Regions from separate parts of the Homo sapiens genome. Here regions 1 and 2 are each linked to region 3. The links are chromatin contacts, found by Hi-C or POLR2A ChIA-PET in ENCODE. All regions are on one chromosome and are shown on one strand. Each heading gives the region's core, a stretch centred on a gene start or an enhancer-like site at or near the end of the contact. The rest is flanking DNA. Distances are from core to core; before and after follow the strand shown.

Evidence for each region. A loop is a pair of places that touch in the nucleus more often than their neighbours do. ChIA-PET counts read pairs that join two places held with the same protein, here RNA polymerase II (POLR2A). Pooled maps may share reads with other maps.
Region 1: a map of B cell shows a loop between it and region 3 (15-fold over the local background). The contact joins the promoter of P4HA1 here to the promoter of KAT6B in region 3. A Hi-C loop is called at or near these places in 1 of 168 maps with a recorded cell type or tissue (B cell), 1 of 37 single-sample maps with no recorded cell type and 12 of 50 pooled maps. POLR2A ChIA-PET finds 5 or more read pairs at or near these places in 1 of 52 experiments (GM10248).
Region 2: a map of heart left ventricle shows a loop between it and region 3 (8-fold over the local background). The contact joins the promoter of POFUT4 here to the promoter of KAT6B in region 3. A Hi-C loop is called at or near these places in 2 of 168 maps with a recorded cell type or tissue (CD4-positive, alpha-beta memory T cell and heart left ventricle), 2 of 37 single-sample maps with no recorded cell type and 12 of 50 pooled maps.

What each region holds. Positions count from the first base shown.
Region 1 is chr10:73,095,465-73,098,164 of GRCh38, reverse strand. It overlaps P4HA1 (prolyl 4-hydroxylase subunit alpha 1), which reads left to right and starts at 1,299. Exons shown (of 15, transcript NM_001017962.3): 1 at 1,299-1,399. RefSeq lists enhancers at 849-918, 1,163-1,918 and a silencer at 949-1,278.
Region 2 is chr10:73,770,932-73,773,631 of GRCh38, reverse strand. It overlaps POFUT4 (protein O-fucosyltransferase 4), which reads right to left and starts at 1,356. Exons shown (of 3, transcript NM_173540.3): 1 at 591-1,356; 2 at 1-442. The coding sequence starts at 1,298. SEC24C (SEC24 homolog C, COPII component) reads right to left here. Exons shown (of 23, transcript NM_198597.3): 23 at 1,471-2,677. The coding sequence ends at 2,537. RefSeq lists enhancers at 45-94, 1-469, 755-864, 1,455-1,634 and a silencer at 1,075-1,124.
Region 3 is chr10:74,825,267-74,827,966 of GRCh38, reverse strand. KAT6B (lysine acetyltransferase 6B) reads right to left here and starts at 1,367. Exons shown (of 18, transcript NM_012330.4): 1 at 1,182-1,367. RefSeq lists silencers at 902-1,301, 1,992-2,191, 2,302-2,401, 2,512-2,681 and enhancers at 1,517-2,288, 2,289-2,700.

The DNA of each region.
Region 1 (2,700 bases), core at 50-2,549, 1.7 Mb after region 3:
ATCTGTGTCTGCGTTCCATCTGTATCACAGGCATGTAGTCTCTGGAAGACCTCACTGTATTGTTATTAGAGTGAAAAAGGCAGTAAGTCTTAGTATGAAAATAAAGTCTTAGTATGAAAATAATTTTGACCTTATGGATTCCCTGACTACGCTTTCAGAACCATTGATTTAGACATCATTATATCTACTTTTTAGTTGCCTAGTGCTCCCAGAGTACCCTCTCTCTCTTTCTGTAGCTATATAATCACTCACCTCCTGCGTAAGTCAAATGTTAATTATTGCTATACTTTTTAGCATACATGGAAAACTTTAGAAACCACAATTCTTAATGAATAACAAGTCTTAGCAACTCATTTTTCTCTTTAACTGACAAGGAAAAAATTATCTTCTTCATTGTATTCTCCCTCATAGTACAGGGAGATATAAAGAAACCCTTGGTTTGGGGTTACTTTATAACTAAGGCAAATGTTAGACTAAGATCAAACGCAACATTGGGTGCCTTATATAAATTAATGTTACTGGAGAATCTAATATTTACTAAGTCATTTCTGTGTGTGAGGCATGTGTTAAGTGCTTTACATACATTATCTCATTTTATTCTCACAAGAATCTTACAAGATGGGTAGTACCGTCATTTCTATTTTACAGATGAGTAAACGGATACGGAGAGGTTGTTAATGCCTAGTGTTACACACAGGATTGAGGCAGGATTTGAATTGAGATAACCTGACCCTGGAGCTCTTAGTCTATTATCTACTGATAAGGTATAAAGGTAGGAGATAGAGCACGATTAGTATAAAATGAGTGCTGAGATGTGAGAGGAACAAGACAGCTGAGATACCAAGACTGAATCTCTATTATTTTCCACCCTAGAAAAATTCTGCTTTATTTTCTACACTCCCACGTTCCTCTTCTCATTTTTAAGATACTTTATTGCCGGCGGCCTCGTCGCTTAGGCCTGACGCGGACCCTGAAATCAAGGAGGCAAACTGAACAGGAGCGGGGGAAACCCCGTGGTAACCACGGTAACGGTGGCGGGGCGAGAACCCTGCGCAGGCGCGTTACATCCCACTCCCGCTTACCCACACCACGGCGGCCGGTCCCAGCCACTCCTCTCGGCCTCAGACTCCACGGGCCGGCCACGGGTGGGGGCAGCAGGGAGGCACGGGCTTGGCGCCTGCGCAGTCGCCGGGGCGCTGGTGTGATCGAGCTCACGTAGCGAGGGCTGCAGTCGCCTCCTCCCTGGCGCTGCCATCGCGGCCTAGAGGTTATAAAAGGGCTAACGGGCTCCCTCTGCTGCCCAGTCGCGCCGCCAGCGGGCTGAGGGTAGGAAGTAGCCGCTCCGAGTGGAGGCGACTGGGGGCTGAAGAGCGCGCCGCCCTCTCGTCCCACTTTCCAGGTGAGACGCTCCCTCGATCCCGGAGACTGAGGCCACTGGGCAGCCGTGGACCTTCTCGGACGGCTGCGGCGATCCATTCCTTCCCGCTGTGGTGGTACTTCTGGGGCGGGGGTTCCCCAGGTTACCACAGCAGCCTCGGTTCCTTCCCCTCGGGAGACTCGGCCCCTCTCCCTGCGCCACGCGACTCCCGGCGCCCGCGCTCCTTCGTGCCCCCCTTCCCACCTCTGTCCCTAGTGCGCCTCGGACCGCTGGGGCTGCTGCAGCCTCAGTCCCCGCCCTAGGGACCAGGACTTTCTTGAATTTTCCTTCCCGGGGAGGAATCACTCTGTTGCTTTTTTTTTTTTCCAAGTTCCCCTGCACCTGGTCCTCCCTAACGAGGCTAAGGGGAACGCAAGCGCGGGGCGTGGGCTTTTGGCCGCCACAGCCGCAGATGGTTCGCATGTGGCGGTGGAGAGCGGATTTTAAGGCTTGGAGCTGGATCCGCAGCGCGCCAGGCATTTTTGCCCTATCGAAAGTCGCCGGGAGCTGGGGGGACCTCCCCAGAAAGTTCCGGCTGAACTCATCTGTTGCGCGCAGCGGTGCAGCATTAGCTGCCAGACGTAGCCCGGGGCGCCGAGCTTTCTGCTCGTAGCGCCGAGGAAGTAGGCTCTCAGGTCACCTCGTCGTCAGGGAAGCTTCCTTCCCTCTTCTTCCCCATAACTTTTTTTAAAAAGAGACAAGAGCTCTTCTCTCAATCTCTGTCTCTCTGTCTCTCTCTGCCGAGAATTTGCAGCTTTTAAAAGTCCACATCAGTCCAACAAATTCCATGGTTGTGTGAGGATTTTGAGTTGGATTACATGGCTGGCCCCCGGATGTATGTTTCAATGGGGAGGAAGGATGGTATGATAACTGTGAGACTCTTTCTCCTAAATAATCGACTCTGTTACATACAAATTCAATGTTTAGACACTAACATCTTACGCGTTCCGGATAGAGTGAAGACTCTTGGAATTTTGCACTGTTTTCTTTAAGAAAGGGTTGAAGAAGCAGCTAGATCCTCTTTTAGGAATTGATCTAAAAGGCCAAAGAGACTTGCCAATTTCCACTTAACTGTTTCTGGTTTCTCCGAGAGCAGTGGTTCTCGGACTTTCGCTTGGAATGCACTCGGAGGGGATGAAATAGCCACTACGTGAAGGGGGGAGGGGCAAAGACGTGGCAGCAGCGTTCTTTCATCAATTTTTTACTCTTTTTTTTTTTTTTTTTTAAAGTTCTGGTTAGAAACGTATTTCCCCTTTTAGGTTTAGACGTAGCTTATGAATGAG
Region 2 (2,700 bases), core at 107-2,606, 1.1 Mb after region 3:
GGTAGTTAGGCAGCAAAGGATCATTCACTCCCCACTCCCGATGCTTCAGACTATCCAGAAGAAATTGGTTGGTGATGCCCCCAGGTTGCTTGTATGCCAGGTATTTCATATACTCCTCATCATTCTTGTCCAGAAAGTCAATAAACTCTGCCAGCTTCTGAGGAGACTCAAAATCATCAATCAGGATGACGGAGTGATTGTTCGGCATCCAGTCCCTCACAGAGGGAGAACCGCGGTACACGGGCACAGCGCCCAGGTGCATGGGACGCCACAGTTTTTCTGTCATGTAGTCGTTACAGATGGCATTTTCCAGGGCCAAGTGGAACTTATAGCGGGACAAGAAAGCCAAGAGCTCTGGATCCTCGGTGGTGGCCGTGGCTGTGTCCTGTAGCCGCGCGGTAGGCAGCTCCCGATTCTGCAGGCATTTCCCGTAGGAGTCTACCTAGACCGGGTACAGTAAGGCTGTCATGAGGGTGCGGCCCTGGAGGCCTGGACACCTGGAGTCCTGGACACCTGGAGTCCTGGACACCTGGAGTCCTGGCCTCAACCCGCCCTCTCCTTTTCCTTCCCTCCGGCCCGCCCTCACTCACCGGGATGTGGCGCATGAGCTCGCGCACGTAGCGGTCCCGGTCCGCTGGCACGTCGCAGTGTGACTGCAGATAGAGCAGCGGCGCGTAGCCGCGGCGGCGCCACTCCGCGCGTTCCATGGGCGGAGGCACCGGGCGGCGCAGATAGGCGGTCCCGGGCAGCCACTGCAGCGACAGCGGGTAATCCGAGTGGCGACTGAAGGTGGAGGTAAGATTGAAGAGGCGGATGCCCGGGCCGTGGCTCAGCAAGAAGTTGTTGAGGGGCGACTCCTCGTGGAGGAGCGCCCAGCTCTGGTGCGCCAGGCGCGGCAGCGGGGCGGCCGACGCGCGGAAGTCTGTGCCGTAGAAGAGCAGCGCGCGCGTCCGCGAGTCCCTCAGCGCTCGGCGGTTCCGGGACGCCACGCACGCGCCGCGCGCACACTCGATGCGCTCCGAGTCTCCCGGGAAGTGGGGGAATAGCCCTGGGCTCCACCACAGCAGTACCGGCAAGTCCCCCGCCTCCTCCCTCCCTGGCCGCGGCGTCCCAGAGCTGCGCGTCACCCCCACTGCGCCCAGCGCCGAGGGCGGCCGGAAAACCGCGCCATCCCACGGTTCCGCCCACTCCGCCTCCCCGCCGGCCTCCCTCTCCGCTACGGACCCATGGCCGCTGGCTGCACAGACACTGAGCACCCCTAGAAGGACCAACACCACCCTAATGGGGCCGGCCGCCATGTCCACTCCGGCAGCCGGCGCCCCCTCGGCCAGCACCGACCCCGCCCAGCGGATAGTCGTGACCGGACGAGGCCCTACGCCACGGGGGCACGTGGCGCATGCGCAGCTCGCTCAGCCGACGGCCAGGACTAAAAGCAAAGTGAGCTTTCGGGAGTAAAGATGAGGCTAATGGTTACATCTTAATTTATTTTATTTCTTTACAAATTAAAGATGCATTGAAAAATAAACCAATGAAGAGAAATGAGAGGTCCAGAGCAGGGGCATCCCAGGTGGGGAGCAGGCAAGCCTGGCCACCATCAAGCCTAGCCCTTGTCCTGCCCCCAAGCCAGTTGGGGTTGGAAGATAACTGTCAGCCACTCAGTCAATACCAAAGCCCAAGCGGTGTCCCAGCAGGAGAGAACGGCGCTCCAGCTGCCTCTGCCTCTCTCCCCAACAACCCCGGGCCTGGAGAAGCAGTGTTTCTCGTGGGAGCTCAGAGTGGGATGTGAACTGGCTCTGTGAGGTATTGCAAGTTGATGACCAGGCTCCCTAGGCTCCCTACAGAACCATCCAGTGTTGGGGCCTCTCCAGCTGGAAAGGAAGCTGGTACCTCTACCAGATCTTAATATATTTTGCAACTCAGTTCTCCGGTCACCTCTGACAGTGTGCCTCTCTATCCACGGAGTGATCATCAATCATTGCAGGAGAGAGCGAGCGAGCAGTGAAAGCAGAGAAACTTGACTGCTAACCTCCAGGCCCAAGAAGGACTGACCACTTTTCTCTCCACCACCTATGGGCTATACCCCAGCTCTTGTGCACCTATATGTTTTATCCCTAATATAGGAAGTTGTGGATGACACTGAGCCCCCTGTAGTAACCTTAGGATCCCCACTCTTTCCTGCCTGCCCCTCTCCTCTTGGGAGACTGGTCCAAAGGGACACATAATATTGCCAGGGTCTGGGTGCCTCCAAACCCCCAATACCGAATCATATACAGTGAACTGAGAAGCTACATTCATTATGACAGGATTAGCAGGAAAAAGAGGGTAGAATGAGGGAACAGGGGCACCTTCCATCAGCAGGACATGACAGAGTGGCAGGATACTTGAGCCCAGAAAGAAGGTGTCTCCTTATATCTCCCCCTCCCCCCAGAGAGACTGAGGTCAGCTTACATAAGATATGTTACTGTCCCAATTTCTCTGACATCCTGGGGTGCTTTCTGGAAGCTAGCCTGGGCCCTATGCCATTTACCCACTTGCTTTAGCTCAGTAGCTGCCGAATCTCCTTGTGCATATGACAGAGAAAGTCCACATAAGATGCTCCCCCACTCAGACTCTTGTCTTCCACCAGGAAGTGCTTGAACAGCATCTCCATCTTGTCTTCCTGTTTCACCACGGTAAGCTACGGCCAGAATTCAGGGTTCA
Region 3 (2,700 bases), core at 118-2,617:
TCCAGCGTATCACGGGTCGCCATAGCTCACGTCTGTAATCCCATCAGTCAGGCAGAGGTGGGCAGATCACTTGAGGCCAGGAGTTCGAGACCAGCCTGGGCAACATAGTGAGACCCTTTTCTCATTTTTATAAAAAATAATAAATACAGCCTATCAAACAACTTGTCTCCCAAACTAACACCTTTCTCTGCCCCATCCTCACCCCTGGCACAGTCCACCAAATCACATTCACCGAAAATTACTGTACAGCTCCACCCACTTTCTTCACACCTGCCGCCTTGTCCCACCCCTACCAATCCCTTGTCCCCAGGAGATTTTCTGCCACAGATTTTGCAAGTTCTAAGCAGCCTCTCTCCCCTTCCTTCATATTTAAGTTTGCTCTGCTGTCTTAGCATCATCTTTCAGAAACTCTCCCAAGCACAACCATCCCATCCTTCCACGTTTTTAAAAAATACTTCATACCCCAAAGCTAGCAAACCTCCTTCTTATTCCAACATGCGATCCACCCAGATACCTCTTTCCCATCACTGCAATCGTACCTGCTCCTCACATGCGCCTCAATGCCTCCCCAAACCCCTCAACGCCTCCCCAAACCCAACACTCTGCACCGCTTCAACTCTACTCCACATCCACCACACCCAAACCCACCTACTCTGCGCCCAGACAACTGCAATCTCGCCTTCGGTATCATCTCACCTGCCCTCACACACCCCTCGGTCCGCCTTCCACTTCTCTCAAATTGCATCCCTCCCTAACTCTCCCTCTGCACCTGCTTCTACACCTTCAGCTTCTCCTCCCACCCAACCCTCACTAGTCTTCCTCACACCCTCGCCGGCCCCCCACCGCTCCTACCAGTTCACTCCCACTCAGAAATTCCCTCTCAGCCCCCGCCTTCCGACTCCCCGAACCCCGCCCCCACCCGATCCCGCCCCGCCCCCCTCCGCCCTCGAGCCCCGCCCCCTTGCCCTAGAGCCCTGCCGAGGGGCGGGGCCTGTCCCTCCTCCCCTTTCCCCCGCCCCCTACCGTCACGCTCAGGGGCAGCCTGACCCCGAGCGGCCCCGCGGTGACCCTCGCGCAGAGGCCTGTGGGAGGGGCGTCGCAAGCCCCTGAATCCCCCCCCGTCTGTTCCCCCCTCCCGCCCAGTCTCCTCCCCCTGGGAACGCGCGGGGTGGGTGACAGACCTGGCTGCGCGCCACCGCCACCGCGCCTGCCGGGGGCGCTGCCGCTGCCTGAGAAACTGCGGCTGCCGCCTGGAGGAGGTGCCGTCGCCTCCGCCACCGCTGCCGCCGCCGCCAGGGGTAGGAGCTAAGCCGCCGCCATTTTGTGTCCCCCTGTTGTTGTCGTTGACATGAATCCGACATGACACTGATTACAGCCCAATGGAGTCTCATTAAACCCGAGTCGCGGTCCCGCCCCGCCGCTGCTCCATTGGAGGAGACCAAAGACACTTAAGGCCACCCGTTGGCCTACGGGTCTGTCTGTCACCCACTCACTAACCACTCTGCAGCCCATTGGGGCAGGTTCCTGCCGGTCATCTCGCTTCCACATAAACACACCCCTCGACCCATCATCCCCCCCTCCGGCACCACCCCGGGGGAGGGTCCACTGCCAATACCAATCAACAGACCGCTGGGTCCGCCTCTTCCGGGCACCTATTGGTCCAGCCCTTTTTCTCTCTCCTAGATACCGCGCCACCTCTACTTCCACCTACCCGCCCCCTCCACCTCTAGGAAAGGATTGGGTCTACTCGCAGCAGAGGAGCGTAGCCTTATTGGCTGCAGACGACGCCAATCAGGAGGCCTTTTCCCTCTCCCCTCCCCCACTCAACCCCAAACCCCCTAGCCCGCAGCTAAAGTTTGTGTGAGAGCTGATCGCTGGCGGCGGCCGCAGGATTTAGGGGTGGGCGCGGGCGGGCGCGCGCGGGCGGGCACGCGAAGTTAAAATTCGAGGTTCTCAGTCGCCAGCTCCTTCGGTGGAGTGTGCGGACGGGCGCGCCGCCCGGAGCGTTCCATCCCGCCCCCTCCTCCACCCTCTCTCCCGTCCCGTCCCGTCCCGGGCGACTACTCGCCCGCCCCCTGGCTCGCATCCTTCCCCCCCCAACACACCCCTACCCTGCCAGCCCCAGGCCGGGTGCAGGCAGAACGATGTCGCTGCAGCCTCCTCGCCATCCCATGCCTCGGGGGAGCAAGCCCCTACCCACCGGGCGTGCACCCCCCGGCTCCACACTCGCCCGTGTCTGCAAGCACGTGCACCGCTCGCCGCTGCCTCCGGCCACCCGGGTCCCCGGCTAACCTCGCCTGCAGCCCGGCCAATCGCTCGCTGCCCTTTGTTGCTGCAGCCTGGGTCTCCCCGCTGCCTTCCTCAGCCTCCGCCTCGTCCTTTGCCAGCCGCCCGGGTCCGCAGCGCCGCGCTCCCCCCGCCCGGGACCCACCGCCGCCGCCTCCTTCTCCTCCTCCGCCTCCTCCTCCTCGGCTCCGGGCTGCAGCGCACAGAGCCCGAGGCAGCGCCGCCCAGCCCCGCTCCCCCCGCGCCGCCCGCCAGCCCGCCCGGCCTGGCCGGGGGCGCAGCCCGGACCCCGCCCGCCCCAGTCTCCGCCCCGGGGGTACCTGCCTCCGCCCCGGGGGGCTCCTCTCGCCGCCCTCGGGGGAGGGCGGAGACGCTGGTGTCCGCGGGAGGATGGGGACGCCTGGGCCGTTTGGG